Regions from separate parts of the Mus musculus genome. Here region 1 is linked to region 2. Evidence: chromatin loops called from intact Hi-C (ENCODE). Cell type or tissue: left cerebral cortex. All regions are shown on one strand. Each heading gives the region's core, and the rest is flanking DNA. Links, peaks and the distances in the headings are about the cores only. Region 1 has its middle 7.6 kb from the start of Milr1. Region 2 overlaps Ern1 (endoplasmic reticulum (ER) to nucleus signalling 1).

Evidence for each region. Hi-C counts contacts between places; a loop is a spot of excess contacts. Peaks named below come from ENCODE experiments on the same cell type or tissue, not always from the same donor. Only the 100,000 strongest peaks of a DNase experiment are listed, where the experiment ranks them.
Region 1: it touches region 2 in a loop (2.3-fold over the local background); 2 of 42 quality-filtered maps call a loop at or near these places.

Annotation. Positions count from the first base shown.
Region 1 is chr11:106,738,315-106,748,848 of GRCm38, reverse strand. No RefSeq gene overlaps it. Among named protein-coding and RNA genes, the nearest start is that of Milr1, 7.6 kb to the left of the region's middle. In left cerebral cortex, for the core only: a CTCF peak has its summit at 6,154 (motif pointing right); DNase peaks (open chromatin) are centred at 6,171 and 7,424.
Region 2 is chr11:106,473,585-106,484,118 of GRCm38, reverse strand. The region is part of intron 1 of Ern1 (endoplasmic reticulum (ER) to nucleus signalling 1); the gene reads left to right. Among named protein-coding and RNA genes, the nearest start is that of Ern1, 8.9 kb to the left of the region's middle. In left cerebral cortex, for the core only: no CTCF peak of the experiment used is centred there; a DNase peak (open chromatin) is centred at 3,943.

The DNA of each region.
Region 1 (10,534 bases), core at 3,718-8,717, 260 kb before region 2:
TTAATTTCTTTCTTTCTTTCTTCCCTGATCTAGTGACCACTGAGGAGAGAGTTGTTCAGTTTCCATGAATATGTTGGCTTTCTGTTGTTTCCATTGTTGTTGAAGTACAGTTTTAATCCATGCTGATCTGATAAAATGCAAGGGTTTTTTTCAATCTTCTTGTTTCTGTTGAGGCTTGCTTTATGAGTGAGTATATGGCCAATTTTAGAGAAGGTTCTGTGAGTTGCTGAAAAGAAGGTATATTTTTTTTATGTTTGGGTGAAATGTTAGATCCATTTGTACCATAACTTCTGTTAACTTCATTATTTCTCTGTCTAGTTTCTGTCTCAATGACCTGTTCATTGGTGAGAGTATGGTGTTGAAGTGTATGCTTCAATGTGTGATTTAAGCTTTAGTAATAGGGCATAGATATTCAGAATTGAGATGTCCTCTTGGAGGATTTTTCCTTTGATGAGTATGAAGTGTCCTTACCTGTCTCTTTTGATTACTTTTGGTTGAAAGTCTATTTTATTAGATATTAGAATAGCTACTCCAGCTTGTTTCTTGGGTCTATTTGCATGGAAAGCCTTTTTTCAGCCCTTTTCTCTGGGATAATATCTATCTTTGTTGCTGAGGTGTGTCTCTTGAATACAGCAGAACGATGGATTCTAATTACGCATCCGTTCTGTTAGGCTTTGTCTTTTTATTATGGGATTGAGTCTATTGATGTTGAGAGATATTAATTAATGCTCTTCCAGAGGTCCTGAATTCAATTCCTAGCAGCCAGATGTAGTGGGGTCAGATGCCCTCTTCTGGTGTGTCTGAAGACAGCAACAGTGTACTCAAATACCTTAAATAAATAAATAAATATTTAAAGGGGGGGGTGAGATGGCTCAGTGGTTAAGAGCACTGACTGCTCTTCCAGGGATTCTGAGCTCAAATTCCAGCAACCACATGGTGGCTCACAACCATCCATAATGAGATGCCCTCTTCTGGTGTGTCTAAAGACAGCTACAGTGTACTTACATATAATAATAAATAAATCGTTTTTTTTAAAGAATCTTTTAGAGAGAGAGAAAGAGAGAGATTAATGACCAATGACTGTTAGTTCCTTTTATTTTGATAGTAATGGTGGTGGGGGTGGTGGGGGTGGCAGTAGTAGTAGCAGTAGTAATAGTGTGTTTCTCCTCTTTGGGTTTTGCTCTGAGATGATTAATTTCTTGTGTTTTCTTGGGTGTAGTTACCCATCTTATGTTTTAGTTTTCCTTCTAGTATCCTCTATAGGGCTGGATTAGTAGAAATATATTGTTTAGATCTGGTTTTGTCATGGAATATCTTGGTTTCTCCATCTAAGGTGATTGAAAGTTTTGCTGGGTATAATAGTTGAGGTTGACATCTGTGGTCTCTTAGTGTCTGCAAGACATCTGCCCAGACCCTTCTAGTCTTTAGAGTTTCTGTTAAGAAGTTGGATGTAGCACTTGGGCAGCAGAAGCAGGCGGATTTCTGAGTTCGAGGCCAGCCTGGTCTACAGAGTGAGTTCCAGGACAGCTAGGGCTACACAGAGCAACCCTGTCTCGAAAAAACAACAACAAAAAAAAACCAACCAAACAAACAAAAAGAAGTTGGATGTAAGTCTGATAGGTTTGCCTTCATTTGTTAGTTTGCCTTTTTCCCTTTCAGCTTTTAATACTCTTTCTTTGTTCTTTTTATTTAATGTTTTGCTTATTATGTGGGAGGAGGCTTTTCTTTTCTGGTTCAATATGTTTGGTGTTCTGTAAGCTTCCTATATATTTATAGTACATTTATAGACATTTCTTTCTTTAGGTTAGGAAATTTTCTTTTTTTCCTTTTTAAAAAAATTATTGATTGATTGATTGATTGATTTTATGTATGAGTATACTGTAGCTGTCTTCAGACACACCAGAAAAAGGCATTGGATCCCATTATAGATAGTTGTGAGCCACCATGTGGTTGCTGGGAATTGAACTCAGGACATCTGGAAGAACAGTCAGTGCCCTTAGCTGCTGAGCCGTCTCTCCAGCCCAGAAAATTTTCTTTCTTCCTTTCTTCCTTCCTTCCTTCCTTCCTTCCTTCCTTCCTTCCTTCCTTCCTTCCTTCCTTTCTCTCTCTCTCTCTCTCTCTCTCTCTCTCTTTCTTTCTTTCTTTTTTTTTTTTTCAAGACAGGGTTTCTCTGTATAGTCCTGGCTGTCCTGGAACTCACTTTGTAGACCAGACTGGCTTTGAACTCAGAAATCTGCCTTCCTCTGCCTCCCGAGTGCTGGGATTAAAGGCGTGCACCACCACGCCCAGCTGAAAATTTTCCTATTGAAGATGTTTTCTGTGCCTTTGAGCTGGGAATCTTCTCCTTCTTCTTTTCCTATTATTCTTAGGTTTGGTCGTTTCATAGTGTCCCAAATTTCCTGCATGTTTTGTGTCACACACTTTAAAATTTTTGCATTTTCTTTGACCAAGGTATCAACTTCTTCTATGGTATCTTCTGCATCTGAGATTCTCTCTTTATCTCCTGTCTTCTGTTGCTGATGCTGTGTCTGTAGTTCCTGTTCTCTTCCCCAGGTTTTCCTCGTTTGCTTTCTTTGCTGCTTCTATCTCCATCTTCAGGTCCTGGACAGTTTCACTCATACCCTTCACTTATTTGATTGTGTTTTCCCTCGATTTCTTTTTTTTTTTTTTTTGGTTTTTCGAGACAGGGTTTCTGTGAATAGCCCTGGCTGTCCTGGAACTCATTCTGTAGACCAGGCTGGCCTGGAACTCAGAAATCCGCCTGTCTTTGCCTCCTGAGTGCTGGGATCAAAGGCGTGCGCCACCACGCCCGGCTCATGCTTCATTTTTATTAGGTATCCAGGGCTTGCTATAGCAGGATAGCTGGGCTCTGGTGCTGCCATATTGCCCTGGGTTTATTGATTGTGTTCTTATGCTATCCTTTAAGCTCCTGGTTTTCCCTGGTGTTGGCTGGAAGGTGGGGGGAGCCATGGAACAGGTAATGAGGTTAGGGGACCCGACTTTGCTGGCTATGCCTCAGGTGGACCCTATGGCAAGGGATTGGTGGAGCGATGTTCCCAGCTGGTAGTTCTGGGGGTCTCTGCAGTCCTTCACAGGGAAGCAGGATGCTCTTAGGGTCCCACAAGGCTCCTCTGAGCCCAGAGCCAGACAGTGGAGGTCAGGGGACCATGCTCTCAACTCACCTGTTCTGGCTATGCTCTAGACTGGGACTGAGAAGAGATTGGTAAGGTAGGGTTCCAAGCTGGTAGTTCTTGGGGCCCCCAGAGGCCAACACAGCCCATCAAATACTTTAAGGTTTTTTGTTTGTTTGTGTTTTTTGTTTTTGTGGGGTTTTTTTTTTTTGTTTTTGTTTTTGTTTTTTTTTGTTGTTGTTTTTGTTTTTGTTTTTCAAGACAGGGTTTCTCTGTATAGCCCTGGCTGTCCTGGAACTCACTTTGTAGACCAGGCTGGCCTGGAACTCAGAAATCCACCTGCCTCTGCCTCCTGAGTGCTGGGATTAAAGGCGTGCTCCACCACGCCCGGCTGGGTTTTTTTTTTTTTTATTAGAAAAAAAGAGATGTCTTTAATGTTTAAATGTAAAGGTGTTTAAATGGATAAAGGCACTGAGTGCTCTTCAAAAGGATCTAGATTCAATTTCTAGCACTCACATAACATCTGGAAACCATTCATAACTTCGAATCCAGGGACTCTCATGCCCTCTTCTGGTCTCCATAGGCTCTGCATGCATGTGACACCTAAACACACATGCAGGCAAAATACCATTACACATAAAATAAAAGTAAGTAAATCTTTTTTTAAAAAAGAAAAAAGCTTATCAGGAAAACACTTTAAGAGATGTGTGATTCACATCTCTAATATCATCGGAGGATGGAGATGTCACATCTGCAGAGTTCACAGCCAGCTGTTCCTGGGCAGCATAGTTTGCCAGGTATTCTTCAGAGTGTGATTTATTGAAGAGGTGACCAAGGCAGAGACTAGAAAGTCATACAAGTTTAGGCAGGACCTAAGCAAAGACAGGGATTTCAGCTGAGTTCCACACTGTCTGATGTCAGGGGCCCTGAGTTTGTGTTATACTGCAGCATAAGTGCTGGCTTTTATTCCTGTCCCACCCCTCAATCTTTAGTCATTGGTCGCAGGCTTTGGTGGGGATGTGTGTGGACTTCCCAGGTTCCTTAAGACAAGGTCACCTGTCCTCAACCCAACCTGAACCAAGTAGCCTCTGACAGCGTCAGATCCAACAACAAATTAGAGATCTAGACACCGGGGATGTAGCCAAATCAGCAAAGTGCTTGCTTAGCAGGTTTAAAGCTCCAAGTTTAATCTCTAACGCTGCATAAAACAGTCATGGGGTACATGCTTACAATCTCTGCACTCAGGAGATGGAGGCAGGGGAACCAGAGGTTCAAAATCATCCTTGGCTACACAGTGAGTATGAGCCAGCCTGTGCTATGTGAAGCACTGGAGAGTGTGTGTGGGAGAGGGAGAAGGAGAGGGAGAAGGAGAGGGAGAGGGAGAGGGAGAGGGAGAGGGAGAGGGAGAGGGAGAGGGAGAGGGAGAGGGAGAGAGAGAAACACACTTTTAAACCCAATACCTGGGAAGCAGGGTCAGGCAGGTCTCTGAGTTCAAGGTCAGCCAGGACTACACCGTGAAACTCTGCCTTGAAAAACAAAAGCAAAATAAACAAAACCCATAAAATCTATCTAATTAAAGCCACACAATTAACACCACAATCTAATTTTAGAATATTTGCATACTTTTTTTAAAGAAACCCGTGCTCAATGAGATATTTAAAAATCACTTTTTAAAAAGGGGGAGCCAGTTGTGGTATAAACACCTATTATTAACACCTTGACTGTGAATTTGAGGCCAGCCAGGACTACAGAGTGAGTATGAGATATGCCAACGGCACTGGCTGGGTTTGTGTCAAATTGACACAAGCTGGAGTTAGCACAGAGAAAGGAGCCTCCCTCGAGGAAATGCCTCCATGAGATCCAGCTGTAAGGCATTTTCCCAATTAGTGATCAAGGGGAGAGGGTTCATTGTGGGTGGTGCCATCCCTGGGCTGGTAGTCTTGGGTCCTATAAGAAAGCAAGCTGAGCAAGCCAGGGGAAGCAAGCCAGTAAGTAACATCCTTCCATGGCCTCGGCATCAGCTCCTGGTTCTTGACCTGCTTCAGTTCCAATTCTGACTTCCTTTGGTGATGAACAGCAGTGTGGAAGTGTAAGCGGAATAAACCCTTTCCTCCCCAATTTGCTTTTTGGTCATGATGTTTTGTGCAGGAATACAAACCCTGACTGAGACACCTACATTACATAGCAAAACCTCAGGCTCTACGAAGATGAGAGACCTGAGAGCTGCATCTCAGTTGGCAGAGCGCTTGCCTAGTATCTACCACTGTAAAAAGCTATGTGCACCAGTGCATACTAGGGTCGTAGTGTAGAGGCAAGGGGGTCAAGGACATCTTCAGTTACATCAGGAGTTTATGACCAGCCTGGGCTAGGCAAGATCATATCTCAAATAAATAAATAAATAAATAAATAAATAAATAAATAAATAATAGCCAGAGTGGTACCTCCCTGTGTCTTAGCTGTCACGAAATAGAGGCAGAAGGGTCAGGAGTTCAAGATCTGCTTCAGCTGTCTAACAAGTTTTGAGACTACCCTGAGTTTCATGAGACCCTGTCTAAAATAAAGTAAAATAATCACAACAACTTGCCTCACCCCAAGAAAGCCAAAATCCTGAAAAGAGAACTAAATGTGTCAGAGAGAGAGAGAGAGAGAGAGAGAGAGAGAGAGAGAGAGAGAAGTATTTAAGATAAGCTATGGTGTGTGTATATGTACACGGCTCTATGTGTGTGTGTGTGTGTGTGTGTGTGTGTGTGTGTGTGTGTGTGTGTGTGTGTGTGTGTGTGTGTGAGTGAGCCTGGGATTGAACCTAGTGCCTCATAACACACTAGATAAACACCCTAACCTTTAGTATTGCTGAGGCTGGTCTTGAACTCACAATATATCCAAGTCAGGACTTGAATTTTTTTTTTTGTTGTTCTTGTGCCTCAGCCTCCTAAAAAGCTCGAAACCCAGGTTAATGCTGTCACATCCTGCTAAACCACAGATTATAGCTGTAAATTTTTCAGATTTAGGGAGAGCTGTGTGTTCAATTTTTCTAATTTCCATTAGATGGCGCCATTGTCAAGTTTCTGTAATTTTTAAAGTTCTGGGATGGAAGGAACCTTTGCCTTTTATTGTCTTGTTTTGACTCTCTCTCTCTCTCTCTCTCTCTCTCTCTCTCTCTCTCCTTTTTTTTTCTGGAGTCACTTGGAAGGATGGGGGGTGGAAAGGATAAGCTAAAGCCATTTAGTCCTGGACTGAAAAGTACCCGGACTGTACGTGAAGACTGCCACATAGGACAGGTTCCTGATTGTCTCCGGTGGAAACGCTGTCAGCTACTCTTTTTTTTTTTTTTTTTTTTTTTTTGGTTTTCGAGACAGGGTTTCTCTGTGCAGCTCTGGCTGTCCTGGAACTCACTCTGTAGACCAGGCTGGCCTCAAACTCAGAGATCCACCTGCCTCTGCCTCCCCAGTGCTGGGATTAAAGGCGTGTACCACCACGCCCGCCAGGCTCTGTCAGCTACTCTTGAGCCATCTAGAATTTGGAGCAAGCGGAGGTCTTTGCTACCTCTTTGTTGGAGTTCTCTACGATCTTTATTTCATAAACCTCATTATTAGAAGATTTTTATCCAAAATGTCACTGGCATAGTGGTAGATGACTGTGAATCCAGCATTTGGGAACAGATATTGGAGGATCCAGAATACAAGACCAACCTAAGCTACATAGAAAGACTTTGGAGGTCTGGAGGCCTGAAGCTTGCTATGTAAGCCACACTGGCCTTGAACTCACACAGGTCCACTTGCCTCTGCGTACTGAGTGCTAGGATTAGGCCCTGCACCACCATGCCCAGCTATATCTCCTTCCTCCCTTCCTCCCTTTTTCCCTCTTTCTTTTCCTTCCTTCCTTCCTTCCTTCCTTCCCTCCCTTCTCTCTCTCTCTCTCTCTCTCTCTCTCTCCCTCTCCCTCTCCCTCTCCCTCTCCCTCTCCCTCTCCCTCTCTCTCTCTCTCTCTCTCTCTTTCTCTTTCTTTCTCTTCAAGATAGGGTTTCTCTGTGTAGCTTGGCTGTTTTGGAACTCTCTCTATAGACCAAACTTGTTAGAAGACAGCTCTTTTCCGGACAGATCACACCAGGCCAGCACAGTTCCACAAAAAGAAATTTTCTTTTTTTTGATGGGGGAGGGGGAAATGAGGAAGAGAAGAAAGGGGGAAAAAAGAGGAAAAGAAGGCAAGGGGTCAGGGCCTCTGTCTTGTATTTGGGCTGTGACATAAATGGCATGTAATGACGCACACAAATGAGGCACATGCCAGGAGGATGGGGCGGTTGCCATGGCAACAGCCGCACAAGGGCCATAGTCCCCTAAGGATGTAGTCATAGCTGGATTCGGAGGCTGACTGTAAAACCGCTTCTTCTTCTTCTCCTTCTCCTTCTCCTTCTCCTTCTCCTTCTCCTTCTCCTTCTCCTTCTCCTTCTCCTTCTCCTTCTCCTTCTCCTTCTCCTTCTCCTTCTCCTCCTCCTCCTCCTCCTCCTCCTCCTCCTCCTCCTCCTTCTTCTTCTTCTTTTCTTTTCTTTTTTAAGATTTATTTATTGCCGGGCGTGGTGGCACATGCCTTTAATCCCAGTACTCGGGAGGCAGAGGCAGGCGGATTTCTGAGTTCGAGGCCAGCCTGGTCTACAAAGTGAGTTCCAGGACAGCCAGGGCTATACAGAGAAACCCTGTCTCAAAAAACCAAAAAAAAAAAAAAAAAAGATTTATTTATTTATTGTAAGTACACTGTAGCCGTCTTCAGACACTCCAGAAGAGGGCATCAGATCTCAGTACAGATCGTTGTGCGCCACCATGTGGATACTAGAATTTGAACTCAGGACCTTCGGAAGAGCAGTCAGTGCTCTTAACTGCTGAGCCATCTCTCCAGCCCTGTAAAACCACTTCTAATGCTAACAAAGCTGTCCTCAAACTCAGGAGATCCACTTGCCTCTGCCTCCTGAATATTGGGGTTAAAGGCGTGAGTCACCATTACCTGACTTGTATTTTTCTTTTCTTTCTTTCTTTCTTTCTTTCTTTCTTTCTTTCTTTCTTTCTTTCTTTCTTTCTTCCTTCCTTCCTTCCTTCCTTCCTTCCTTCCTTCCTTCCTTTCTTTCTTTTTAAAGCTTGTGTCTTTGTTTTAATGTAGAGTGCCTGTAAGTGCACCCCATGCAAACTAGTGCCTTGGGGGCCAGTAGAGGGTGTTGGATGGCCTGGAATTGCAGGCGCTGCATGTAGGTGCTAGGAACCGATAGAAAGCTGCCAGTGCTCTTAACTACCCAGCCAGCTCTCCAGAGCTGATTGTCCTATTCTGGGGTGCCCTTACAAACATATTTCCTGTCCCCCGCCCTCCAGAACTGAAGGTTGAACCTAGAGCCTCAAGAACACCGGGCAAGTCCAGCACCACTACACCCCAATCCCCATTTCAATTTTGATTTGAAACAAGGTCTCAGTATATTACCTACGATTGCTTTGGACTCTGTAGCCCATCAGCCCCGGACTTGGGCTTTCCTGTGTCAGTCACTTGAGTAGCTTGGATCACATGCCTGTATCTACAGCCGTGGCTTAAAACTACATCTTGTTACCTGAAATTCAAGTTTAGGTGAGCATCCTCTATTATATTTTCTAAGACTCTGTATGTTGTAAATATATGCAGTTTGCAACTGTCACCCCAATTCAGTCTCAGAAACTTTCCGTCACCCCAGAAAAGTCCCTTCTTGTCCATTTGCCACCACTCCCAAAGTTTGTTTTGTTTTGTTTTTGTTTGTTTGCTTTGGTTTGTGGGGCTTTGGGAGATGTTTTGTTTTGTTTGTTTGTTTGTTTTGGAAACAGTGCTTCTCTGTGTGGCTCTGGCTGTCCTGGAACTCACTCTGTAGAGCAGGCTGGCCTCAAACTCACAGAGATCCACCTGCCTCTTTCTCCTGAGTGCTACCATGCCCAGCGGAAATATCTCTTCGTAAGTGTCGAGAACTGGCTGTTTCATAATTTAGTTAGTGTTAAATCATTTGCATGTGGAATTTGATTTCATTTTTAAGTAAGGCCAGTGGGGAAGCTGTCCTGGGTGGAGTTTGCCTGTTGGCCTCTGGGTTGCACGGGGGGGGGGGGGGGGGGGGGGGGGGGGTTATTTCAATCTCTTGGTGTTCCTTCCATAGATGTGGCCAGGCTGAGCCTGGTGGCCTAGAACTGAAGGTGGGATCTCTTCCACTTCCAGGCAGAACAGGCAGGAAGGGAGGGGTTGGCGGATATTCAGAAGGGCTGTGTGAGCCCACCATATGCCCATATGCTACTCTGAAAAATGTTGGTCCTTTGTTGTCTGCACAGTCTTAAAGGGCCATATATCCAAAGGAAATATTAGGGATAATGTGCCTAGGACTGTGCTCAGGGGCCAGAGCGTAACCAGCTGTGGGACACCTTTGCTAAAAACCCATTAAGAGTCAAAGCATAGCATAGCAGCCTGGTCTATACAGCAAGTTCCAGGACAGCCAAGACTACACAGAAAGACCCTATCTCAAAAGAAAAAGAAAAAAACAAGTCAAAGCTTTTTTTTTTTTTTTGGTTTTGGTTTTGGTTTTTTGAGACAGGGTTTCTCTGTATAGCCCTGGCTGTCCTGGAACTCACTCTGTAGACCAGGCTGGCCTTGAACTCAGAAATCCACCTGCCTCTGCCTCCCGAGTGCTGGGATTAAAGGTGTGCGCCATCACGCTCAGCTTAAGTCAAAACATTTTGACCAGCGAGTGACCATAAAGATGGCCCCTGCTTATTTGATCTTTATACACTTACTTAATCTGTCTGTCATTTTGCCTGCATGTATGCCCATGGGCCAGGTGTCCTGTAGTCACAAACCCAGGCCGTCTGGGAGAGCAGAAGTGTTTTTAACTGTTGACAGTCTCTCCAGCCCTCCTGCCTCAGTCTCTCAAGTGGTAGGATTATGGACCCACTCCACACAGCTGACTCTTGCTTTTTAATTATCTTTTAAACTTATTGTCCTGTGTATGAATGCATGGAAAGAGTAGACAGGCACGGGTGCCACGGTGTACACGTAGAGAGGTCAGCAGGTAGCTTTGTGGAACTGGTTCTCCATCTCCACTTTTAATTGGATTCTGGGGTAGCATGCAGGTTACCAGGCTCAGACCTCTACCAGCTGAAGCATCTCTCAGACCCCTGGCTTCTGCTTTAAAGCAACAACGGCAGAAATTAACAAACTGGCCATGGTGGTGCACACCTGTGATTCCATCACCGTGGCTCGCGAAGAGGAAGAGGCAGGCAGAGCTCTGTGAGTTTGAGACCAGCCTGGCTAGTTCCGGGACAGCCAGTGAAATCCTGTCTCAAAAATAAAACAAAACAGAAAGAGAAAGAGGGCTGGGGTTAGAAATTTGTCTAAGCTCTGCTCCACAGTTACCTGGC
Region 2 (10,534 bases), core at 1,903-6,902:
CCGGATGCCACAGACTGCGCTGTGGCTTCAGCTTTATCATATTCCATGTCTGGTTTCAGACTTGCCTGCCTCAGAGTGACATATTGTAGAGCTATGCACTACAAAGGGTGGATGAGCCACCCTACCCTGTTGGGAAAAGTAGAAGTTAAGACAAATTATCATAAGGTTGTAACTTGCATTTGTTTTTAAAAGTTTAACCTTCATTCAGGTAAAAAGCGGTTGAGCTTTTGTGTCTTTCCACAGGTTGGGTAATGGGATCCTGATTGGGCTGGAAGAACACTGAGCCGTGGTTTGCCTAGCAGTTGCCTGGCTGGAGTCATGGGGTTGTTTCCATTTCCCAGTTTTATAAGGAAGGGTGTATTGCCTTTTATTCAGGGATATTTATTCTCATTCATTCATTCTCTCTCTCTCTCTCTCTCTCTCTCTCTCTCGGCACATGCTCCTTTTTGTGTGATAACATGGCAAATTTTTAAAAATCCAGATTCGGGCAGAGGTGTCACACACTTTTAATCTCAGCACTTGAGAGGCAGAGGCAGAAAGATCCCTATGAATTTAAGGCCAGCCTGGTCTACAGAGCAAGTTCCAGGGCAGCCAGGGCTACATAAAGAAACCCTGTCTCAAACCCAAACCAAACCAAACCAAATCAAATAACACAAACAAACCAACCAAAATAATCATTTTTATTGAAGAAAACTTAGAAAGGCTAGCTAAAGCAGAGATGAAACTAAAGCCCCTGTATAATCACTGCAAACTGAGCAAACCTCCAGTAACATTTCCAATAGCTTAGTGTGACTCTGGTTCATCCACTAGAAGGGTTCATCCATAGTTTTTGATAGTGTATTGATAGAATTGGACAACCATCTCCACGAGGAAGTTTGCACCGTTTTCATTGTCACTAAAAGAAATCCTAAGCTCAGTAGCTGTTGCTCCCTTTCTTTCCCACCTCCACCTCTTGTCCTCTCGAAATGCTAGCCCACTTTCTATCTCAGATTTGCCCGCTTTGCACCTTTCCCATGGATGGAATTGTGCAATACTTGCATCTCACCACTGACGTCGTTGATAAGTCATTTCAAGGCTCACACAGAACACAACATTAGTTGCAGACAATCTTTCTGTTTGTGCGACACCACATGTTAGCAGCTGATGGTCTCGTGGACTCTTTCTGCTTTGGGACTGCTGTGGATGTTACTAAGACCACTTAGGTGCTGCTTTCTGAATGGATGCATGTTCTCCATTTTCTTGGTGTAGAGTTGCTGGCTCATGTGAGCCAGACTCCTCTAAAATCAGCCTCCTCGATAGTTTACATTCTCACCTGCAATGTGTTGAGAAGAACAGGAACCTCCAAAAGGACAATTACAATGTGCACCACTGCCTGTTCTGTTCTTAGAGTTCTCTAGTGCGCATGAGTGGTAATTCATGGTGGTTTTGAAATGCTTTTCCCTGACCTTAATCTTCTAATATCTTGATATTTTTTCAGACATTTTTTTTCTGTGCACAAATTTACATAGATAATGTTTTTCTTCCCTAGACTGAAACAGATAGTTTTTTTATCAGTAAATTAATTAATTAATTCAAGACAGGGTTTCTCTGTGTAGCTCTGGCAGTCCTGAAACTCACTCTGTAGACCAGACTGGCCTCGAACTCAGAAATCTGCCTGCCTCTGCCTGCTGGGATCAAAGGCGTGTGCCACCATGCCCAGCTACTGTTAATTTTATTATTTTCATTTTATGTGTACAGGCATTTTATCTGCATGTATGTGTATGTACCACCTACATGCCTGGTGCCTACAGAAGCCATATCAGTCCCTCCTGGAACTAGAGTTACAGACAGTTGTGAGCTACCACATGGGTGCTGGGAATCAAACCCAGGTCTTCTGAAAGAGCAGCCAGTGCTCTTAATCACTGAGCCATCTCTGCAACTGTTGGATTTTTTTTTTTATAAAAGCATAAAATCAACTTTAATTGGTTTTATGACAACCACTTTGTAGTAAGCTGTTTTCTTTTAGAAGCATGGATTTATAAGATGGATGAAGATGTTTGGTTTATGTTTTCAGGATGAAAATAATCTTGGTTGAGTCTCTGACCCCTGTGTAACTAAGCGTTGGTGAGAAGATGCTTTATTCTGGCTTTTTAAATAGCTCCTTCACAGCTTCCTTTGCTCTGTAGTGGTTTCAGATCAGCTTTCTAGCAGATGCAGCCCTGTGAGCGCTCTGAAATACCTCAGGGTAATCCTGTGACTTAGGTTCTGATTGCAGCCTGTCTCCTGCAGATAAGATCCTTTGCTGGGTTTTGAAACCATTTAAAGTTTCGCCTGAAGAGTGTTCATAAATCAAGAGCTAACGTATTAATTGTCCTTTTAGAGGCTTCTGTTCTTTTTCCTGGTTTGTCCTTGCAGCTGTTTTTCTTAGGAAGATGAAAGTACCAGTTGACAGCAAACTTATTACTTTGGTAGTTTTTTTTCCCCCTCTACAAACATACCTGAACCTGTTCTTCAAAAGAAATAAGTGTCACTTTCAAAATAATTGCTTCTTCAGGGTCAATTTACAGTTATACAAATCTGTCTTCCCGTGGGCAGTGGTGGCGCACGCCTTTAATCCAAGCACTTGGGAGGCAGAGGCAGGCGGATTTCTGTGTTCGAGGCCAACCTGGTCTACAAAGTGAGTTCCAGGACAGCCAGAGCTACACAAAGAAACCCTGTCCCTGTCTTGAAAAACCAACCTTCCCCCCCCCCCAAAAAAAACCCCAAATCTGTCTCCCCTCCTAAAGAAAACCCCAAATCTGTCTCCCCCCCTTAACATTTTGATTATAACAATTATAACTTTCTAATCATGTAGTTTACTTATCTACTATTAAGTAACTTTAAAAATAACATAACTTTTTTTGGGGGGGGGGCAGGGTCTCTCTGTATAGCCTTGGCTGTCCTGGAAATCATTAAGTAGACCAGGCTGGCCCTGAACTCAGAGATTCTCCTACATCTTACTCTTGGGGGTGGGGTGGGATTAAAGGTGTGTGCTACCATAATAACTTTATGCACCAAAATAACTTTAAAATTTTTGTTTTGTTTTGGAGACATGATTTCCCTATGTAGTGCTGGCTGGCCTGGGACTCAAAGTATAGACTAGGCTGGCCTAATCAAACTTGTGTGATCTCTTGTCTCTGCCCCCCTAACTGGGATAAGATGTCCTGCCAAAACAGTTTTAATAACCCTAAACCAAGAAGGAATCTTTTTAAAAATACATATATCTACTCTTAAACCAATTATCCTTATATAACTTAAAACAGCTCCCAGTTCTTTCTAGCCGTCACCAAATACAACTTCTACATGAGTCATATTGCAGTTTGACCACAACTGCTACTACTTTGTTCGCAGTTTATTGCAAACACTTGGGTTAGATTTTTACTTGTTTATTAAAGTGTTGCAATCTGACCCACCCTCAGATCATCAGGACTTCCTCCTGCTTAGGGGATTCAGAAGTATAGTCGTTGAAAGGATCCTTGTTTCCAAAAAATGTTAGAAATGTTTCAAGCTGCAGTAACATATATGAATCAATGTGTACACTCTTGGGGTTTCTGGGGTCAGTGTAGAAGACAGGTCCATTCAGTCTTAGCCATCTGACCCAGTTCATCAAGAGTGCAGTGCCGGTCCCTCAGTGACAGTCGGAACCCTTGCCCTCTGGATAGAGGTTAGAAAGCCAGGGTCAGGGAAGTCTGGTCATCTGTCCTGGGTTATATGTGAACCTTTGAACCTGATCTTCTTGCTTCTCTACAGAGAGCTGTCCACTACCCCAGCCCTTTGCAGTTCTTTGGTCCTGGGGCTTATGTTAAGTCTGAGGAGGAGACTAGGAGGTTGCCATGAGGCTCTGGGTTTGAAGGACCCTCGGGTAGGCTTGCTGGTAAGCTGGAAGTGCTTACTTACTAAATGTGTCTATTCCTCCCACATGAGCTGTGGCCGCCTACCCTGTGCTGTAGTGTGGAGCTTCAGCATGAGCTACACATGCTGCCTCACTTCATCTGGGACGCTCCGTCAGGAGACAGGCCATCTTTAGTGGGCTGACCCAGCTTCAGAGGGTGAAGATCAAGAAACCACTAGGCCAGATTTGCAGTTTAAGCTCATTTCTTTAAGGTCTAATAATAACCAAGCAGGTGCATGTTTTTCAGTAACTTTTTGCCTAGTAATGTGTCTGAAATATCAAAACTGAAAACTCACGTCGTAGAAGTCCTGGACAAAGTTCTCATTAACAACCCTGCCAAAGTCTTCACCAGGAAACCCCACCTCCCAAGCAGTTTTGTCACCAAAGTGGGCCTGTGATGACAGGAAGGACCTGACCATGGCAGTGACCCTGGGACCACAGAGGAGGGACTCAGATTAGTCTAGGTGAACCAAGGAGAGTATAACGGGGGTGAGGAAACAGGAAGGTGCCCTGGGCTTGTGTGTGTGTGACTTCTTGCTGATTTATGCTAAAGCCTGAGAAACAACCCTGCCTTGCTTTTATATTTTTTATTTCTTGCCTCCTCTATGGAGTTTTGCATGCTGTGTTAGCCATACGCACTGTAGTATAGGCACTCAGCAAATAAAGATTGAATTTCCCCTTGAACTTTGTTAAGGGTCCAGAAAGCAAGGAACTATTTTATTTTATTTTATTTTATTTTGGAGACAGGGTTTCTCTGTGTAGCCCTGACTTTCCTAGAACTCCCTGTGTAGACCAGGCTGGCCCATAATTCAGAGATGTGCATCCCCAGTGCTGCCAACACTGCCCAGAGCAAGGGGCTGCTATTTTAACATAAAGCAAATGGCTTGTGGATTTAGGGTTGAGATGGGGAAAGATGTCACTTTGGTTGTCTCTATTCTATAATCTTTAAAAGGATTTCAGTGATAATGTACACTTTTATTCAACTAGAGGGCCTTTCAGAACATTTTCTTGAGCTCTTCCTGTCGGCACCCATGGGGTTAATGGGGGTGATCAGTGCAGTCCATTTCATTCCTCACTCAGCGTGAGTTTCACTACTAAAACATGATCCTTGATGCAGGGTTGTCTTCATGTATTAAACATGATTTCATTAGATTGTGGACTAATTTATAATTATAATTCAAAACCATCTTGTTCTGGTGGATTATCTCCCCTCCCCCACCTCAGATGTGGGGACAGTTGTTTGTCTAAGTCTCAGGAGTGTTTGTCATAGAAACTGGGTTTCTTCCTACACTTCTGAACACAAGGTGCTGTCAGATCCCCAGATCCTGATCTTGTCATTGACCTCTGGCCCAGCCAGAGGAGCTCTTTAACTAAGGTAAATCATATCTCTTAAAACTAATAGCCCTTGACTCCTGAGGGGCCTTGAAGAAGAGAGAGAAACATCTGCATAGAAGGCCACAGCTGCCCCAAGTGTGTGTTACTTGCAGCGAAGCTTTCTAGCCTGAACTCAGATTACTCATCTGGGAAGCTTTTAAAGCCCTGTGCCCAGTTACTATCCGAAATGAAGGAGGTCAAAATCTCTGGATACACAGCCTGGCATCTTTAAAGAAATAGTCTTCAACCCCAGGTCACTAATATATTGCCAGGTAGAGGCTTGTGGGTAATCCCTATGTCTTCCTTTTTTTTTTTTTAAGATTTATTTATTTATTTATTTATTGTATTTATATGAGTACACTGTTGCTCTCTTCAGATACACCAGAAGAGAACATTTGATCCCATTACGGCTAGTTGTGAGCCACCATGTGGATGCTGGGAATTGAACTCAGGACCTCTGGAAGAGCAGCCAGTGCTCTTAACCTCTGAGCCATCTCTCCAGCCTCAAATACACTTAAATAACTGAAATATAAGACGTTTAGGAGATGCTTACTTGAAGGTATCGAACAGTTGTTTTTGCTTTGTTTATTGAGAGACTTGGGAATCAAAACAACAGAGTTCCCTTGACAAACCCTGACAAGTAAAGTATCCTTGTTTCATAGGATGAAAGCAGGAACTTGATAGCAGGAGTGAAGTACCTAAGGGAAGTGGGTGACAGGCATTCATGGAGGAAGTAAGTTGGACCTTTAAAGTACAAGAGTGCAACATGTGTTTTCCTAGAAGCCACTATACCATGGCACACTTGTGTCCTGTGTCTAGTGTGCTACTACTCACAGCAGCCACAGTAGGGAGTCAACCTAGTTGTTCATCTGTGGGTGAGCAGATAAAGAAAGTGGTGTGTATATCTGATAGAATGTTATCTAGTCATGAAGAACAACAAAATCTTGTCACCTGTGATACCGTGAGTAGATCTGGAAGACATAATGTTAAGTAAAATAAGCCAGACATAAAAAGACAGATACCATTTGTTCTTATTCACATGTAGAAGCTAAAGAAATTGATCTCATAGAAACAGATAATAGAATAGTGGTTACCAAACCAGTCATGATGACACATGCCTGTAATCCCAGAACATGGGAGGCTCAAGAAAGCCTGGGCTACATAGCTTCAGACCTTTTTTTTTTTTTTTTTTTTTTTTTTTTTTGGGTTTTTCAAGACAGGGTTTCTCTGTGTAGTTCTGGCTGTCCTAGAACTCACTCTGTAGACCAGGCTGGCCTCGAACTCAGAAATCCGCCTGCCTCTGCCTCCCAAGTGCTGGGATTAAAGGCGTGCACCACCATGCCCAGCTTTCAGGGGACCTTTCCTGAGCACTGCTCCTAGCCTAGCACTTTGATAAGCATCACATCACTTATTGTCAGGGTCCACATGCAGGTCTGGACTCCAGTTTGCTTCTCTTCCTCTGGAGGAGTGGTGGCAACAAGCTTCAGATGTGTTTGAAAACCCTGAGCAAATCCAAGTGCTGATCAAGTTGTTGATTTTTAGTGGTAACAAGAAAAGTTTAAAATCAGGGAAATTCCCCAGTAGTTATTTGATTTTTGTGATGACTCTTTTTCCAAATGTGCATTGTGTGTGTGTGTGTTTCACATTAACCAAAATTAAAATTTTTCCCAATATAAAAGTATTTGAACTATCACCAAAGAAGTTAAAATAGTATAAGAAAGTTGTAAAACTTTCTCTCACCTCCCAAGTACTTTCTGTTTTCTCTGGGCAGTTCAGCAGTCTTTCACCATAATTCTGCGAGGGCTCGTTTTCTAGTTGTCATGGTCTAGGTTTTTTTTTTAAAGATAGATTTATTTATTATATGTATATGAGTAACACCAGAAGAGTACATCAGATCCCATGACAGATGGTTGTGAGCCACCATGTGGTTGCTGGGAATTGAACTCAGGACCTCTGGAAGAGCAGCCAGTGCTCTTAACCGCTGAGCCATCTCTCCAGCCCTTCATGGCCTAGTTTTGCATAGAAGAAAACAATTTCCTTACACTGTATGGTTAAGACATTCATCTATAGTTTTTCTGCGTAACTAACAGTCAACCCACGGTTTCTCTAAGACTAACCCTATTCCTGCTCTGAGGGCTGAGTGTTTGGAAATCTGTATAGAGTTCTTAGTGCTGGTAAAGTTCAGTCTCTTATCTGACCTGTGGTTGGAGAGAAAAAGGTTCTCTCCCTTTAGGTTTAGATGCTGGATGCTTCCAGAGTCTATATACCCTGTGCACATAGCTAGAAACCAGTCTCTGGTCCCTACAGAATTTTCTTTTAATTTTAATTTTGTTAATTTATTTTACCTTTAAATTTTTCCTTTGGTTTTTCTTTCCCTACTGTACCTTAAAGTGAATCAGATAATTACTAATATCCAGTGTTGCAATATTTCGAGATAAAAGGAGATGCCAGGGTGAGGCACGGATTCAAACGACTGTGTTTAAAGGCGTCAAGACTTCTACAGCCTCTATGTGGATTTTGGATGTGGTTTAATGGGCTGAGGCTAGAAGAACATTCAGCAAAGCTTGAGGGAGGCAAAGTTCTGTTAAATTATGGGTTACTTACACAGTGGAGCTAAAAGGCTCCATCTAGCCCACTCTTCTTCCCCAATAGAAGTGGAATGCCCTACTCATAGCCCAGGCTAGGACACATCAGTGCGTCCCACAGCACCTTCTTCATTCAGTCCTCTCCCCCCCCAAACAAACAAACAAACAAACAAAGCATAGGCCAGGTCCATGGGGCTCTCCCCAAACCTTGCTGTTTTGTTTTAGTTTAGTTTATAAGACCAGTCTCAGTACATAGCCTTGACTGGCCTACATAGACTGAGCTGTCCAGAACTCAGAGATCTGCCTATCTTTGCCTTATGAATGCTGGGGTTAAAAGATGAGCACCACCGTGCCCAGCAGCTCTGGGTTTTTTGAACTAAGATTTTGAGAGGATTAGTCACAAGTTTTGGTTGAAGTCAAATGAACACATTTGAGTTCGGCACAGGAGTGTGAGAACTTGGCCCAGGAAGGTAGAAAGGCTTTGAAGATTGGAGGCACTGTGGTGGAGCATGCTTTTTCATTGTTTTACGTGATTCCTCTGTTAGGTGGTCAACTCCTTGAAGACAGGAGCTCTGTAAGCTTTGGGAGTTCTTCATAACAAGCCTCTTTCTGTACATGTATAGGATAAAGCTAAGAGACCAGTCTGAGAGTGGAGTTGAAATAAGTGAACTAGCAAGTAAGAGAAACTGAAGAGTGAGCCAACAGGAAGCTGAGGGAGGGAGGCAGGGAGTGCCTGGAAGAGATTGGTAAATCCTCTAAGTCCTTGCCAATCTCCTTGAGTAATGGAGGCGATGATTCAGTGACTTATCTTAGTCTGTGGGGGTCTAGATTTCTCTCTCTTGTGGTAAAAGCCATCCTAGAATGGGTGCAAGTACCATAGAGACACATGGGGTGATTCAGAAGAAAGGGGCAGGGTTAACAATCATTCTGATCACAGTGAGGTGACTGACCAGAGAAGACTCTTAGACATGGGGTCTTAGAAAGCAGACCTTGAGTTGGGGTCTACTACAAGGCCCCTTTATTTAAGCTTTCCCCTGAAGTTTTACTGTGTTGTCCTTATAGTCTACAATCAGCTAAGCAACATTAATATAGTAATAGTGTAAATTAAAATATGAAGGAGGACTCCCACTATGTGCTCACAGATCATCACGGTTGGTGTGTGGAGTGCTTCATTCTTCAAGAGTGGGGTTTCCCAGTGTCACATCAGCAAATGGTCCTGTTGCTCCTGTGGGGCATAGGTAGATAAATAACCAACTAGACAGGTCTCATTGATTCTGGCCTTTGTGGCCCACTCTGTAAGTGCAAGCTTTCCCCCCAACCTTCCAGCCCTATCTGTTCACATTTCCTGTCTGCCTTTCTCTCCAGCCACACTGGTCCTAGAGGTCCTTAAATACAGATTATTTTCAGTCTCATGGCCTCTGCACAGGTTTTGTCCACTTCCTAGGTAGCTCTTCCTTTCCTCTCTGTGGATATTAACTCAAGAAAACCTTTGACATGAAATCTTCATCCTCAAACCCAACTCACCCCATCGAAAAACAATCTGTCTTCTGTTACACTTCTGTGCCTCCTGTCTCTTTCATAGTGCTTAACAAAGCACCTTGTTGTTTTCTGTTTGTAAAACTGACTGCTCCGACATCCATCTATCCATCCATCCATCTATCTATCTATCTATCTATCTATCTATCTATCGTGCATTGCTGTTTGCCTGCATGTATGTCTGTGTAAGAGTGTCGGATTTTGGAGTTACAATTGTGAGCTGCCATGTGGGTGCTGGGAATTTAACCCAGGTCCTCTGGAAAAGCAGTCGGTGCTTTCAACCACTGAGGCATCTCTCCAGCCCCAACTGCTGTGACTTTTTTTTTTTTTTTTTTTGAGACAGGGTTTCTCTGTGTAGCCCTGGCTGTCCTGGAACTCACTCTGTAGACCAGGCTGGCCTCAAACCCAGAAATCCACCTGCCTCTGCCTCCCAAGTGCTGGGATTAAAGGTGTGCGCCACCACCGTCCCGCCTGCTCTGACTTTTTAATGGATAATAAACTCCTACCCTAACCCTAACCCTCTTTTGTAATGGTAATTATTGTGTTTTGTTATTATTAGATTTTTTATAAATTGCCTTTGTGTGTTGTGAAAAAAATATATGTGTGTGTATAATTTCTCTTAAGTGCTTCAGAGTTTTATTATTTATTATTTACACCCATTTTATAGGTGACAAAGCCAAAGCAGGGGTTTCTCACTGGTAGTCTGGCTCCAGAATCTGGCCTTTTGTTTTGTTTTGTTTTTTGAGACAGGGTTTCTCTGTGTAGCCCTGGCTGTCCTGACTCACTCTGTAGACCAGGCTGGCCTCAAACTCAGAAATCCGCCTGCCTCTGCCTCCCGAGTGCTGGGATTAAAGGCATGCATCACCACGCCCGGCTCAGAATCTGGCCTTTTAATAACCATAGCACAATGATCAGGCTCTATATTGTACTATGTCTTTTTAATTGTCCAGCATTATCAGAAAATGGTATGATCAGGTGTGGTAGTATTGTAAAAAATTTTAATTCCAATCTGGTTTCTACCCCATCTTCAACCATTTATTTACCAGATAAAGGACACACACACACAACATTTATTTTTTTTTAATTTTATTTATTTATTATATGTAAGTACACTGTAGCTGTCCTCAGA